2 separate regions of the Mus musculus genome follow, and region 2 is linked to region 1. A link is a loop called in an ENCODE intact Hi-C map of the cell type or tissue named here. Cell type or tissue: heart. All regions are shown on one strand.

Region 1 (8,000 bases):
GACTGACCTCAACCTTATGAGATCTGTCTGCCTCTGCCTCCTGAGTGCTGGGATTAAAGGCAGCCCTGCCCCACACCACCACTGCCACACAGTGTCTTCTTATCTAATCATTTGGCAATAGGATGTAGACTCTCTTTGTGCTCGTTGAATATCAACCAAATGATTGCCACTATTTGGTGACTCTGGCACCCACTCTCCCATGACCTGGGGATGCAGGGGGAAACCGATAAGTCTCTGTTCTCATAGAATTTTCTTTTCTAATGTGGGTTGACATAATCAAAATGTTGAGCCAGGAAGTGATTCCAAATCTTCTGTCAAGTGGAGAAAACCAAATAGCATAACATGTCAGCTTAGGGATCTGTAAACTTGGCCTGGAGTCAAATTCAACTCACTGACTGTTTTCATATGGCCATGAACTAAGGATGGTTTTCACATTTGAACTTCAAGCCCTGAAAAGAATTCATTTCTTCCCATTTGTAGATCTATCTTGAAGAAGAGATTAAAAGTCACTCAACTGTTCTATTCTGAATTTTATCAAGTAATCATGCATGTTTACTTTTGTAGTTACCATGTATACATAATACCAGTTTTACCTCTAGGCCTACTTTGTGTAAATAGTTACTCCTCTGTTGCTGTGATAAAGCACCATGACCAAGGCAACTTATAACTTATAGAGGGAAGGGTTTATTTGGGCATCCAGAAGGATAAAAGTCTATTGCCGTCACAGTGAGGAAGCATGGCAGCAGGAAGGACAGCCACCAGAACAGCAAGCTGAGGAGAGCTCACTCACATCTTAAAGTGCAGACATGAGTCAGAGAATGAAGACTAGGAGCAATGTGAGCCCTTGAAGCATCAAAGCCCACCCCAAGTGGCAGATTTCCTTCAGCATGACTACACTTCCTAGATCCATTCAAACAGCACCAACAATCAGAACCAAGTGTCCAAGTGCCAAGACTATGAGGGACAATCATTCAAACCACCACAGTCTTTTATTAAAAGTTTTGCAGCTTCTGTGTTAGTAACCAGCCCCAGTAGCAAGGAAGGAAGGCTTCCTAGAACAACTAACATTAACGCAGAGACCCAAGTGACCAAAGGAATTATGGGCTGTTGTGTAATTCTGACAAAATCATGGGACCTTTAGCTCTCCCTTTCCTTGCTTGTAAAATATCCCAGTTGAGGGTCTATTTTTCTACATAGAGTTCCATTTTTCTGGTAACTGGATATGGCATATCCTTCATCCTCACTCACTACCCATCATCCCTCTATCCCAACCATCCATATGGAGAAGAGAACAGTAGAGACGGCTGCACAGCTCCACCTTTGCACATACCTTAACACATCAAGACTCAACAAAAATTCCACAAATTAGAGTTTCCCCCACCAATTTCCTATAAATTTACATGACTTTCAGGACATATGTGGATCTCTACCAGGGCACAAGCACCATTTTCAAAACACTACTGAAAAACAGTTCTAAGCCCTGACTTGGAATGACTGTGGCCTTTCAAAGTCTAAACGAAATAATATGCAAGGAGACAAAGCTATTTTACCAAGCAGACAGATATTCCAAATTACTAGCTCTTAACAAGCATGGTAATACATCAGTCAAAAGCAATAAATTTAAACTTAATGAAATCTCAATTTGCCTACAGTGCATTTCACTTTGACATTTTCTATATTGCCATGGTGCTTTGATAAAGTTTTTTTTTTTAATGCAAAGAAAGTGTCTGTAAGGCTAAAGACCAGACTTGGTACCATTGTGGGCAAGGCAGCATTACAGCACTTAGGTTGCATCGCTCCATGCCCTGTGGCAGCCAGTGCTAACACTAGTTCAGCTCCCATTATCATCCTATGATTATGCATTTTTACTGCATTTAACTGATAATACAACTACCAGCTCACCTTAAAAGAATTGGCTTGGAGGTTTCATTGCTTTCCAAATGGAATTCATTTGACAAACAAATGACAATTAGCCTGGTCTCCCCGTTCTGCGTCAGGATGCTTTTTGATTGAACCTAGACCAATTTACCATTTTTAAATGAGTTTAGACATTTACATTTAAAATGTCTAGAGGAAATTAGCCCAGGGACATCCAACAGCCAACATGCTTTTTGAAGTTGATTACTATTTGATCTAGTACCCTCTACCTGTGCATTTTGTTCCGACTTCAAAGTTTGGGAATGTAAATGTCACCTCACCTCAAAGCACGGGGAGAAACTTAAAAGCAGCTTGGCTCATTATGGTATGCAAAGGAGCCCATATTTTAATATTCGTTTAATATGGTTAGTTAGCTTTAATGACACCGGTGTGGCACTGTCATAGTTTTGGGGTCCAAAAGCACTGATTGAAGTTTCTAGCTGCTACTTCTATTTTTCTGCACAGAACAGAATTGTGCCTTTGAAGGATAGATTGGAACTTGGCTGGATCCTTTCTGGTGAGAGCTCATGATAGCAAGTTCTAGATGAGGAACTCACCTGTCTTGGTGAGGAAACAGGAAGCCAGACTATCAGAGGATTGGGGAATTTTAATTGTCAAATATGAGATTCCATTCTGTCTGTTTTTTTTTAATTAGGTATTTTCCTCGTTTACATATTCAATGCTATCCCAAAGGTCCCCCATACCCACCCACCCCCAGTCCCCTACCCACCCACTCCCCCTTTTTGGCCCTGGCGTTCCCCTGTACTGGGGCATATAAAGTTTGCAAGTCCAATGGGCCTCTCTTTGCAGTGATGGCCCACTAGGCCATCTTTTGATACATATGCAGCTAGAGACAAGAGCTCTGGGGTACTGGTTAGTTCATATTGTTGTTCCACCTATAGGGTTGCAGTTCCCTTTAGCTCCTTGGGTAATTTCTCTAGCTCCTCCATTGGGGGCCCTGTGACCCATCCAATAGTCTGTCTGTTTTAAGAGTAGGTCTTTCACCCACCGGTGCTGAGAAAGCTTCTGGTAATTCTGGTACAACCATACAGTGCTGATAACCTGGCTATTATTACTGCTCTGAAGTTAGTTCCAGCCTAGAGCAGCTTTTATCCATTTGTTATTGTTAGGGTCAACATGTCATTGTCCAAATGAGGAACCCAGGCTACATTGTTCAACTGCAAATAAAATATATGAAATTGTTCTGTGGTCTCACTACCACATTCTGAAGACTTGTGCTCAGTGTTATCCACAATACCTTCTGAGGAACATTCTGGAGGGAGAGTGGATGCCACAGAACTAAGCTGTCCAACAGCCAGTCTGTCTGTGTAGTCATGGCTTTCACGAAGCAGCCTTGAGAGAGTGTCAGAACAGCTTAAAATTCAAGTTTTGTCTTGCGTTATAGCACTCACACCACATGTTTTCAAAATAACTTCAAGTTCAAAAGAGTTCGCACATAACAACACCGCATAACCACAGCACAGGATCAATGGTTTGGAAGAAGTCTTTCTGTGAAAACACGTCATGAATTCAGAGACCCGACACTAGAGTACCACAGAGCAAAAGCATAGATAGTGACAATGTAAAAACAGACATTTGAACGTTGGTCACAGATCCAAAAAAAAAAAAAAAAATCACAGAGAAGGATGAGATTCAGTAACTAACTTGATCTTACTACTACCAGGGTGAAAATAATGACAAAACAAATTAAAAATAAAATTTCTTTCAAAATAACTTCAGATTATTGCTGAAGAGTTTCAACTTCCCCCTGGGTCCCTCCCATTGAAACACTGATTTCTTACTGGTTTGATCCTCTCCCCTGCTTTCTGCTCATCCCTGTTCATTTTTTTAAATGAAAATGGTCTTTGCCAAAACTCCAGGGAAGAAACAGTTCCCATTTCACATTTAACACTTCAGCCCCAAGTTCCCTCATACACTCAAGATCCAAACTTTGACAGAGAAGCGTCGAGTCCTTCTGTCAAGAACTCTTTCTTGCCTACTTTTCTTCTAGTGCAAAGAGGAATTTTTATTATTCTTTCCTGGGCCTGCAATCCAGCATCTTCAGCCTGTGGTTTTGAAGAGCTCATAGCTGCCTCTTACCTAGGCAGTGCAAGCTTAACCCAGCTAGATTTTGTTACCTCGCCTGCCCTCTGCTGGACAGAGGGAGGAATTCTTACCAAGCAGTTCAAACAGAGCCACAAGGTTTCCAAATATCCACAGATTTTCAAATAACAGACATTAAATTAACAATCAGAAAAATTCTGATGTTTGAGGTTTTGAGGTTTTGTTTTATTTTGCTTTGTTATGTTATGTTATGATCATACATTCAATCTTCGTACTTGAGAGGCAAGAAGTTTTTGTTGTGGTTTTGATGTCAGTCCAGCTACACACTGAGCTCCAGAACCTGAAAAAAACAAACAAAAAACAAAAATATTTTTCCCCAACGACTTAATAAATGCACTTTTCTTGTCTGCGTATACTGGTCCAACACCAGCTTATTTTTTTTCTGCCTCATCTTCAGGCATAATTACTTTGAAAACAAATTGGAAATAATTTGAGTGAAACTCACAAAAATATTTTAACGCTTCCATTTCAGACACTAAACTGCTGTTATAGACCCTTGCCTTGGTGCAATTGACCTGGCAACAGGGAAAAAACTATACTACCCAAAGAAGTTGCTTCTCGAAACATCCAGACAGCACTAAAATATTATTCTCAGTAAGACCACAGAGCCATACTGCCTGAGTGCAAAGCCTTCTCTGGCAGCAATTGACTGGGCAATAGCTTAAACAAGTTAAATAACTTCTTTATGTCTGTGTTTCTCCCTTGCAGCTACAACAGTGTTTGCCTCCACAGTTGCAAGGATTTAACCCATTAACACACATGAGTGAGTGCTTTGCACATTGAAAATATTCACAAATGGTGGGGAGTATTATAGGAATGATCCAAAATTAATGCTCACAGTATGGCATGGTAGAAAGGAGAACAGATCTTTCTGTTTTGTTTTGTTTCACCCAGAGTTTTAACATTTACTCCAATGGGATGAAATCTCCAGCTTCTAAATTAAGAATGGGCACATTTCCAAGGAAAGAAATATAACTTTCAGTGGGAGATTACTTAGAGAAATACCTTCTTTACCTCCTCTGGCAGCAAAAGTCTGAAGCATGCAATCGATCACACACTTTATCTGATGACTCCCAAGGAAATAGCTGGCTTGGCAGGAGTTGTTGATTTCTTCTTGCAGGACTGTAAGGGAAGGTTAGTAGATAAATGGCTTCAGCCCATTAGACACACATTAAAGAACCATTCACTTGTCCATTCAGGCACTTAATAAACATTTAAAATGTGCCTACTCAGTGCCTATGGACCCTAGAATAAGCAGAGAGAATAAAGATGTAATAAAGCAAACATGGCCCAGGGTTGCAGAGCTGGCTCAGCATTTAAGATCAGTTCCCAGCACCCACATCACAAGAAGCTCACAACTGTCTGCAATTCCAGCTTTGGGCTATCAATATATATTCTAGCTTCTATGCACACACTCATACACACACACACACACACACACACACACACACACCACACCACACACCACACACCATACACACATACCACACACACACACACACACACACACACACACACACACACACACACACACACACCATGTAAGAATTTAAAAAGAAAACCACCATTAACTGGAAAAGACATATTTGCCCACCGAAAACCAACAGGGGATTTAGAACATCTACTCAACAGTACCACCAGAGTGAAGCACTAAGGCCTTGTGCTTGGGCTTCATTTGTATGAAAAAAAATTACATTTCCAGTGCTCAAAAACTCCATGGCACCGTGGGTGCAGAATATTCTTGAAGGGTTCTCAGAATGAAAGTGGAAGGCAGTCATGTGGAGGTGCTAACTCAAACACCCTTAAGGGCCACTCAAGAGTGACTGGGGATATTGTAGCTCTTCTAGGAGATATTTTTCTCTGCTAAGAAGTGGAGTCTCTGTAGGTATAAAATACAGATATGCACAGTGTGCACAGTATATAATGAATCTTCCCTCCTATTAAATCTCCCAAATAGCTAAAGTGATATGTAGAAAATAATTGCACAGGGCCTATTAGACCAAGATACATTGTATCTTTATAAAACTTCAAGATAAATTATTAGAATCTGTAGCATATTGGATTGTGTTTTTCTTTAATGAATTTCCATGGAAGGAAACAACTTGAGGTTAACATTTTTGGGTCACAGAAAAGTTCGCAATGATAGCCTGTTTTTTTTTTTCATTAATGTGTGTGTGAAACCTCTATTTTTAGTAATAGACATTCTACTCTTGTGAATTTTTCTCACTGCCTTCTCAGTAATCATTTTTAGGTCAAAGTTATAAACACATAGCCTAGTAAAAATGAGATACATATGAGAATAGTATTGTTTAAGAATCTAAATTATGGATTGAAATCCAGATGTTTTCCCAGTACTTTGCATATGTCTATACATGTGCATATAGAGATATCTCTGTGTGTGCATGTACACACACACACACACACACACACACACACACACATACGTGTGTGTGTGTGGCTACGTTATGCAAGTATCACAGTAATGATGTAGCACACAGATAATGGAAAATGTGGTTCTGGAGATGGAGAGATAGACCGATGTTAAGAGCACTGTCTGCTCTGGCAGAGGTTGGGTTGGGTTCCCAGCTCAAAATCATCTGTAACTCCAGTTCCAGGGGATTCAATGCCTTCTGTTGACTTCGGTGGGCACCAGTCACACATGTGTTACACAGACATACATGCCACTCATACATGAAAAAAACAACATGACTAACTTGATAATTGGGGTACATAGACAAGAAAAGTTTACTTGAATGTAATGAAAAGGTAGTTAAAGAATTCTTCTAGAAAAAATTCACAGAGCTGAAGATTCTTGTAGTTAGAAACCCCATTAACCTGCTAACTCTTGATGACAAACCTAGGGCCAAAAGATTCCTTGGCAGCTTTAATTTAATGTAATATAATTAGGAGAAAAACGTAAGTTCTTATTAGGTCAGTACATCACTTATTTTAGTATGTTTCCTGTTTAACTTCTCCAGAAGAGGTTTTAATAAGAACCAGAATAAAATACTTACCTTATACAATACATATAATATATGCATATGTGTATTTGTAAGGAATGTATTCATATCTATAGATATAAATATATAAATATATAAATCTATGGATATAATATAGACATAAACGTATTAATCACATTGAAAATAAAACACCTATGTACCTTAGGAGCCCACAGAAAATGGTCCAGGATTATTATCTTTGTAGTGAACATAGTACAATAAGAAAATACTACTTAAAATGATTTTTAATAGCCATTCTCCATCTTTAAAAGTCACTACCTTGGGTCACAGGACATTGCTCAGTTGTTCAGTCATTTATCCATTGAGCATGAGAACCCAAATGTGACCTCCCAGAACCAATATTTTAAAAGTCACGTGTGGTGGCACATACTTCTAGACTGTGTGGGTCCCTGGGGCTCACTAGTCAGTCTGGTCTACTTGGTGAGTTCCAGGTCAGGAGTGGGGGAGATATTCTGTCTCAGTGAACAAAGTAGATGGTATTTGGGGAATGACACCTGAGGCTGTCTTCTTGCCTTCCCCACATGTACCCGAAAGCATATATACACCCACACAAGCACACACGGAAGTCAAAACCTGAACAATCAGAGTCTGTAATCTCACCAGTAAGGCCAATCATGGAAGTAGCTTCATGTCTGTTGTAAAACATTAGACTTCTCTTGAGTATTAATCTTTGGATTACATTGAGTACTCTTTCAAGGGTCATTGCAGCCAGACAGCCATTGCTTGCCTGGAAATAGCAAGGTATTTTCATCTGCTTGAATACATTACGTTGGGTAATGTGATGGTAGAGATTAGTGGAATTACTGTTTGATACAACTAATTCTTAAACGTAGATAAATTGCCCCTGTATTCACCCAGGAAAGATCCACAATGAAAGTTGCTATTCATGGGCCCAGAGCCATCTATCTCCTTAGTGAGACTGCAGTCCCCTCTCCCAAG
Region 2 (8,000 bases), 1.1 Mb before region 1:
GTTTCCCTGAATGACTGCATGGATGCACTTGACACCTGCCCTACCCCGGGCTGCTGACGTCACCAAGCAGAGTTGTTACCTGGGAGAAGTCTTCATGGCTGGATTCTAGTAGAGCACCTGTCTCATTGCTTAGCCCGTGGATGGTGCCACTTGTGTGAATTCGATGTAACACTGTTGTCACATCAGAGATGGATTGGTCACCCCTCACCCCAGGTAGAGACACTCAAGAGCTGCCCCCGAGTGGCTGATGTGGAGTAGATATTCCACCTGTGTCTTGGCAACTTACTTCCTCTGTGGACTGTCTTTGGACAGTGAGGTGTGGGTCTGTGCTGGACCAGCTAGAAATGTCACGGAGGGAGCACCCTTCATCCATGACAATGCCTTGCCTTTCCTATGCAACAGCTCTGGGCTATGCTGTATACCATCTCCCCTCTTCGCAGCCAGCTTCAGGTGATCATTAGCATACTCATTTCAGAGTCTCCCTAGTCTCTGCTCCTCCTCATCCACCCTGCCCCTCCCCCCATCAGGCTCTCTGGGGTCCCCTCCTATAGAACATACCCTGTTCACATCTGTCTCCAAGCAGCTTTTGAGGACCAAGAAAAGGACAGTGACAGATGACACGGAGATCTGGTTGGCAAGGTCGGGGAAGGACACACATCCTTTATTTTATTATTGTTTCTTTTATTTGAAGGTTATTTGAAATACCTCACGGCTGTATCTTGTCTCCCTGAGCTTGCAAGCTTAGAAACATGAGTCCTGCAATTAGCAAAGTTAGTTCCTGGGTGAGTGGTGGCTGGTGTTGCAGAGGGGAGCCACAGGGGGAATGCTGTGAGGTGGTAGTTTGAAAGCAGCTGCTGGCCCTTAGGGGCTCACTATTCTGTCTTAGATTCCAGCCGTTGCCAAAAGCGGCTTCTCAGGAGGGTCTTCAGTTTCTCCTTCTGGGTCCTTCTCCCTCTTCCCTGCAAGGATTAAATTCTAAATTCCTCCAACCCTTGAAGATCTACCTCAGGCACTGGAATCAACAAGGTGTGAGCAAGAACCATTGCAAAGACAAAGTGCCCCAGGGTGAACCTTCAGGCCAGTGCTCCTGGTTTTGCCATCTGGCATTCCTCAAGCTTTGTTTATACTGGTAAGGTGTGGCAAAGCCCTGCAAACCCAAATTCATTGACAGCTTCGCCCTTCAAGGGGCTCGCCATGGGGCTGGAGGAGGTTGCCTAGAGGTTCTACAGATACCCACCAAACACTGGGCATTTATCCAGATTGGCACAAAGCAAACCTGAACCAAGTGAATCCTCAGAGCATTAGTGACTTCATGAAAGGTAGTGTGAACTCCTCAGTAACTCCCACCTTTCTTTCTTGGTTATCTATCATCTATGTCTGTCCGTCCATCTGTCTGTCTGTCTGTGTGCATGTGCACATGTGCCAGGGTGTGTATGGGGTGCAGGTAGCAGAGGATAATCTGTGAAGTTGGTCATCTTCTTCTAGCATGTGGGTTTTGGTGACCAAACTTAGACTGTCAAGCTTGGTGGCCATCAATTTGGCCCACACTGAGACATCTCATTGGCTGTCTGTTATTTCTGAGACAAGGTCTCATCTAGTCCATGGCAGCTTTGGATATGGCACGTAGTCAACAATGACCCTGAACTTTTGAACCTTCTGCCTCTACCTCCTAAAGTGCTGGGGCCATGGGAGTCTGCCACTACACCTAGCTCACTCCACGCTGAGGACCAAACCCAGAGCTTCATGTGTGCTAGGCAGGCACCTTACCTACCGAGCTACACCCCAGCCCTGCCAAGTTCTTCTCGGGGCAAAAACAGACATGGAAGCTGTCAGGAATGCACACTATGCAAATTAGATAGACGAATTGCCTTGCTGGTTCACTTATCCAGTCTGCTAGCAACAAAACTTTCCATGGCTCCGAAGATGTGGACCTGTGTGTCTTCCTGCCCCTCACTTCCTACCCTTGTGTCATGCAACCCACAGGCAGCAATGTATTTCTATGTGTGTATTCCAGAAAACAGCCTCTCCAGGTTCAGGAATATGAATTCACGACGCCAAGCCTTTCCTCAATGGCTTCACTTCTTGCTGCAAGCACTTTCTGTTGCGCCCTGACCCCTACTATCTGTCTTATCAGTCTAGACTATGTATTTATATTTTATTTTGCCATGACAAGTACCTAAGAAGACAAAAAGGTGGAAAGGTTTGCTTGGGGTCATGGTTTCAGAGGGTACAGTTAGTGGTCTCTTGGTTGCATGTTTTTGGGATTGTGACGAAGCAGAATAATGTGACAGAAAGAGGTAAACAGGGGAGGAAGAGGGAGAAGAGGAGAAAGAGGGAGAAGAGGAATCAGGGACAAGATACTCCTTTCAAGGGCACCCCTCCCCCCAGTGACTCACGTCTCCTACCAGGACTTATCACCTACTAAAACACACTCACCTATGAACCCATCAATGGGTTAATTGATGGAATCAGAGCCTTAGGATCCAGTCACCTCTGCACAGAGCTATCAGCTGTGGGTCCAGCATTTGACACACAAATCTGTGGGGAGACAGTTCAGCTGCACACTACAGCAGCCCCCTGAATGACCTAGTCACACATTCATCTCTCGTGGGTCTGGAGCATGAAGTCTACAAACAGAATGGTAAGGTTCTTGGAGGATACCCTCTCTTGGTTGATGGACATGCAGAGATCTCATGTGGCTTCCTTGTTTCATAGGGGCATTGATCCCGTCCTGAGTGTTCTGCCCTTCTGACCTCCTCCAACAGCCTCGCCTCCACTGGAAGTTAGTTTCAAAACCTGACTCTGGGTGACACATTCAGTCCTTAGCACTCACCCTCAGGGGCCACTGGTCTGGGCAGGGGGTGTTTTCAAGCATCTCTGATAGGTGCAATTTTGCAGCCAGGGTTGGTGATCAGACCATTGGCTGCTCTCTCAGAGCATGTCCCTTCTCCTGTGGTTTGGTTGAAGACTTGCTCTCTCTGCTCAGTTCTGTGTAGTTTCCTCAAAGGCCCAGATTACCAGAAGTGTGTGTTCTTGCCCCCTGCGTATTCCCACAACATCCAGTCACCAGAATATAATGAGGTTCTAGTTCTCTGTCCCCTGTCTAAACGTGGAGCCACCTGAGTAAAACCACAGTGTGCTTTGCACTGTCTGCCACATACAGAGAGCTCAGTGGGTCTCTCTCAGACTGCTCGGTCGGAGCCATGAGGAGTCTCAACTCACCCATAAGTTCCTGGGCCCTGGAGTGTAGGAGACCTTGCTGTGTCTTTCGCCTGGCTTCCCCTGTACTGGGACCAATGGCGTGGGAGCCACACTAGCCCAGAAGCTGTGACATCACTCTGCTCAGCTGTCTGGCAGCCTGACACTGTTTAACTAAAGGATTAAGTTGGGGTGAGTCCAGAGATGCGTTCAAATGGCACAGCCAGTGAGGTAGGGTGAGGAAACAGATAGTGAGAACTCGAAAGATCCAGTCCCGGAGGAATCCCAGAGACTGCAGAGCTGGCTTTATCAAGTCTGCTAACCATGGAACCTTGTCGGACCTTGGCTGGGCCAAACTAGGAGCAGAATGCCAGATCTCAAATGGCCACCAGGTGGCGCGCCAGACCGTGTCGACCTTGCGCTCCAGGGCCAGCAGGTGGCGCATTCGCCTTTTGCTGCCTCTTGGCTGCTTCAGGTGCCTGAAAAAGCTTCAGGTGGGAGAAGAGCAGCCTCGGAGTGGCCTTGACCTCAAATTTTGCAGTCAACTAAAGGAAAAGAGGCTCTCTCAACCTCTTTCCGCTCTTCCACCCAGAACATCACGCAGACTTGAAAGACATGTAGTCCTGATTTTAAGTTCTCAGTTGACCCAGCATGTAATAACTACTCGAAAAGAAGTCCTCTCTTGGCTTGTGGGATATGTACCCTTCAAAGTCATGACCCCCAGTAATCCCAGTGGGTGAGGCAGCTGGTCCAGACAGCACTCCTTCACTGTCCTAGTGGGAAAGAAAGGGGGATTGCAAGGTATGAGTCCGAATTTAGTAAAGGCTACCAGGACTATCCAGGGCCTCCACAGCCTGGGCAGCTCGGATAAGCAAGGCGAGGCGCTGTAGCACCCGATACACTTGCTCCCCACTCATGTGGCTCTCTAACATTAGCTTTGTTTGCTTGTCGTTTCCCCTCTGCCTTAGCCCGGAACCAATGCACCCCATTCTGCCCTCATGGCATGGATGATACACAGCCTCCTACCTCCCTCACTCCCGCTCCGCATGCTAAGCTCCACCCTCAGGATCCCCAACAACGCCTCTGGACCCTACGTTCCTCTTGTCTCTCTGTCTGAGTGCAGATCCTGCATGCCAGCAGCTTAAACTGTCTCCCTTGGATCTCTTCTGTTTCTGGAGGGTCATGTGTGTTCTGATGTGAGGTCCTGGCTCTAGTTTCTCTCATGAAACTCCCAAGCGGCTGGCTCGAAGCGCATCTGGTATCTGTTCATTTCAAAGTGGTTAGTCTGGTGGTTTTCACTCACTCGGTACCCAGAGTTCACAGCTCAGGCCCTGGAACAGAACCCTAAAAGAGTGAGCTTGGGATGCCCAGTATATACAAACGGCACAGCCTTTCAGGACAGTGACCCGAACTCCTATTCTCTTAAGGAATCAGAGCCCCTGAGATAAGCGCCATGACTTAGGAGCAATGCTGGACCCACTGTGACCACTATGTCTCCCATCAACTCTCTGGACTCGGACACCCAACCAGGCAGGCTGCAGGCATATCTAGGGTAGGGTAGCCTGAGTACCTTGGTTGTTGCCATGGTGATGGATACTCACCTCTAGTCAATGAGAACTCGGAAGCTGATGTGGGTGCAGGACAACAAAGAACATCTCTATCTTGGATACAAATTATGGCTTCTTTTCATCTTCCTTTAACTGCCTTGCTTTGAGCCTTGCAATTTAGATCACAGAATAAAACCCTTTTAAGTACTACATATTAAAAATCATAGGCCATTAAGGAGCCTTTCTGAGGTCTAGGCCCAGGTTGGTCTCTTCAAAAAGTATGTGTAGGAAAGCATAGAGAACTAGGCAAAGTAATCAGCATGTCACTGAGTCAACACGGATTTATTGAACAGGGATTAGATGCTAGGGCAACTGAGGGCTTGCAGTCAGGACTGTGTCCCCATGTCTTAGTTTCCCTGGTGTGCTAGCAGGTTTTACGTCAACTTGGCACAAGCTACAGACATCTGAAAAGAAGGAACCCCAACTGAGAGAATACCCCTATAAGTCAAGCTGTAGACAAACCTGCAGGTCATGTTCTTAATTAGTGACTGATGTAGGAGGACCCAGCCCTTTGTGGGTGGTGCCATCTCTGGGCTGCTGGTGCTGGATTCTATAAGGAAGCAGGCTGAGCAAGCTATGATGAGCAAGCCAGTAAGCAGCACCCCTCCTGACCTGTGCATCAGTTCCTGCCTCCAGGTTCCTGCCCTGTGTGAGTTTCTACCTTGACATTCCTCAGTGATGGATCATGACGTGGAAGTGTAACACAAATAAATTGTTTCCTGTGCACCTTGCTTTTGGCAACATTGTTTCATCACAGTAATTGTAAAGGTATCAGTAAGACTGTTGCAGACTTTTGTGGTTTTGTGTGTGAAGGGGTTCCTTTCCCATCCCTGTTTCACTTTGCTCTGTTTTTATATGTTCAGCTATCCTGTAACACTTGGTTTGCAAAAAGGAGCCATACACGTGTGTGTACATGCATGTGTGCATGCGTGTTGATTATAGGAAAGCAAGGGGAGTCCCCCCTCTCAGCCTTTGTGCAGGCAGGACCCTCTGAATTCACGCTGTCACTTTCCCCTTAGTGTTTGGTCTGAACTTCAAATGTTTGTTTATTTGAGGTGAGCATCCTTCTCTCTTTGAAGACCCAGTTTATTCAGTCTGAATGGAAATAGCCCTCATCCAACATTCTGAACATGGCTCTAAGATTTTTCTCTTCTGGCTCTTTGAAGGAACCAAGGCCCTGCACTCCAAGTGTTTGTGTATGCCCCTCTGCACTCAGACACCCTAGTTTCAGAGACTAGCAGTCACTATTCCCTACAATAACTCAGGATGGCCATGGGAGTTGATGACAGACCCGAGGAGCATGACAGCTATCTTCAAGCCAGCTGGCTGCTGGCTTTCTGGCAGGCATCAGTGACCTTGGCTTGTGGTAGCCTCCGTCTGATGGTACCAGTCAGCTCCATAACACTAAAAGCTCAAGGTTTCTGCTTCCTAGTTGTCTTGCACAAGGCACAGTGTGTATTAGTGTCCCAAACCCCACTCGTGTGGACTTGGATGTTGGATTTCCCTAGACTCCGTTCTAATTACAACTTGTTTAGTGGCCAGTTCTGATGACTGTATGTATATAGCATAGAGTAACTGATCCACTCACCACTGTGTCCTCCAAAGCTGGCACAACTTCTAGCACATAGTATGTGCTTAGTAAATGCTAATTAATAGATATTAGACAGCACAAGATAGGTCTTAATTATGAGCCTGATCATGAGACACACGAAGCCTCCAAGAACTAGATAGACCTCTATTCCTGGTCTGAAGGCTGAGCCAGGGTTGGGGTTGGAAGGACCCACTCTATGCCTGGGGAAGTCCTGGGTGAGGAAACCTTTGAGAGGAGACCAGTCAAAACAGACCTGTGCTAGGGCAGCCATTCTCCTAAGACCCAGTGTTCCTCTAGAGCAGTGCTTCTCAACCTTCCTAATGCTATACTCTTTAACACAGTTCCTCATATTGTGGTGACCCCCAACCTTAAAATTACTTTTGTTGCTACTTCATTACTGTAATTTTGCTACAGTTATAAATTGTAATGAACGCCGGGCATGGTGGTACATGCCTTTAATCCCAGCACTCGGGAGGCAGAGGCAGGTGGATTTCTGAGTTCGAGGCCAGCCTGGTCTACAAAGTGAATTCCAGGACATCCAGGGCTATACTGAGAAACCCAGTCTCGAAAAACCAACCAACCAAACAAACAAACAAACAAAAAAACAACAACAACAAACAAACAAAAAAATTGTAATGAAAATATCTGTGCTTTCTGATGATCTTAGGCTACCCTGTGAAAGAGTCTTTCCACCCCCAAAGGGGTGGTGACCCACAGGTTGAGAAACAGTGCTCCAGATCTATCAAGGCTGAGCTTGTCAGGACTCTGAAACCATGAGTGGCTGCAGTGGAGACTGCTTTCCAGCAGGGGCCCCCAGGATCTGTGCATTGTGACACTGTGATAACTACAGTTTTTTAAGTTGTTTTGAGACAGTCTAATGCGGCCCAGGCGGGCCCTTAGCTGGCTGAGGCTGAGGAAGACACTGTAGAGCCCTGACCCTCCCTCCAGCTTCTGCCTCTAGAGTGGCTGAGATTACAGGCTTGTGTGCTTCTAATAACCCTGTATTAGAAGGTGCTGGGGATTGAACCAGGGCATCTGGAATGCTCAGCCTACCCTCTCGCCACCGAGCTACATTCCAGCATCTAGGACAGGGTTTGAGCCATCACATCCTTTTTAGAGGACAAAACCCTAAAGCTCAAGGGTCAAAGAGAAGTGACAATTTATTGATCGTGAATTTAATGGACAGGAGCAAATACTCTGGTCAGTGTCTCTACAGGCTCTGCCAATCACAGCTCTGGGATTCAAGGAAACAAGCCTTTGGAATAGGCTCCATCCACTACGGAAGGTCTCCTGTTCTTTGATGCAATATACCCATTCCCAGTTGATCACTGATCCTTAGAGTGCACAGGTATGCTTAGAGGGCCACAGGGCATGGTCACAGGGCTTGCTTACCGTGGTGTTATCTATGAGGGGAGCACAAATATGGTCATAGGCCCATAGGGCCTGCTCACTGTGGTATTGTCTGTGAAGGCCAAATAATGGAAATGTCTGTCAGGAGAACAAGGCAAATCAGTGAGACGAATACAGTGCTCTGTAACACTGAACGTGAAATAAAATTGTTAATACTGTATGATATGTGTGTATGTGAGTGTGGCTACTACAGC

What was found. A loop is a pair of places that touch in the nucleus more often than their neighbours do. Peaks named below come from ENCODE experiments on the same cell type or tissue, not always from the same donor. Only the 100,000 strongest peaks of a DNase experiment are listed, where the experiment ranks them.
Region 2: it touches region 1 in a loop (6-fold over the local background); 2 of 42 quality-filtered maps call a loop at or near these places.

Annotation. Positions count from the first base shown.
Region 1 is chr19:60,306,730-60,314,729 of GRCm38, forward strand. It overlaps Gm41882 (a long non-coding RNA gene), which reads right to left. Exons shown (of 3, transcript XR_877977.1): 2 at 5,056-5,163; 3 at 4,118-4,321. Among named protein-coding and RNA genes, the nearest start is that of Gm41882, 15 kb to the right of the region's middle. In heart, a CTCF peak has its summit at 4,085 (motif pointing left); no DNase peak of the experiment used is centred here.
Region 2 is chr19:59,236,049-59,244,048 of GRCm38, forward strand. It overlaps Kcnk18 (potassium channel, subfamily K, member 18), which reads left to right. Exons shown (of 3, transcript NM_207261.3): 3 at 1-1,322. Among named protein-coding and RNA genes, the nearest start is that of Kcnk18, 20 kb to the left of the region's middle. In heart, no CTCF peak of the experiment used is centred here; DNase peaks (open chromatin) are centred at 3,583 and 6,126; H3K27me3 peaks cover 2,637 bases.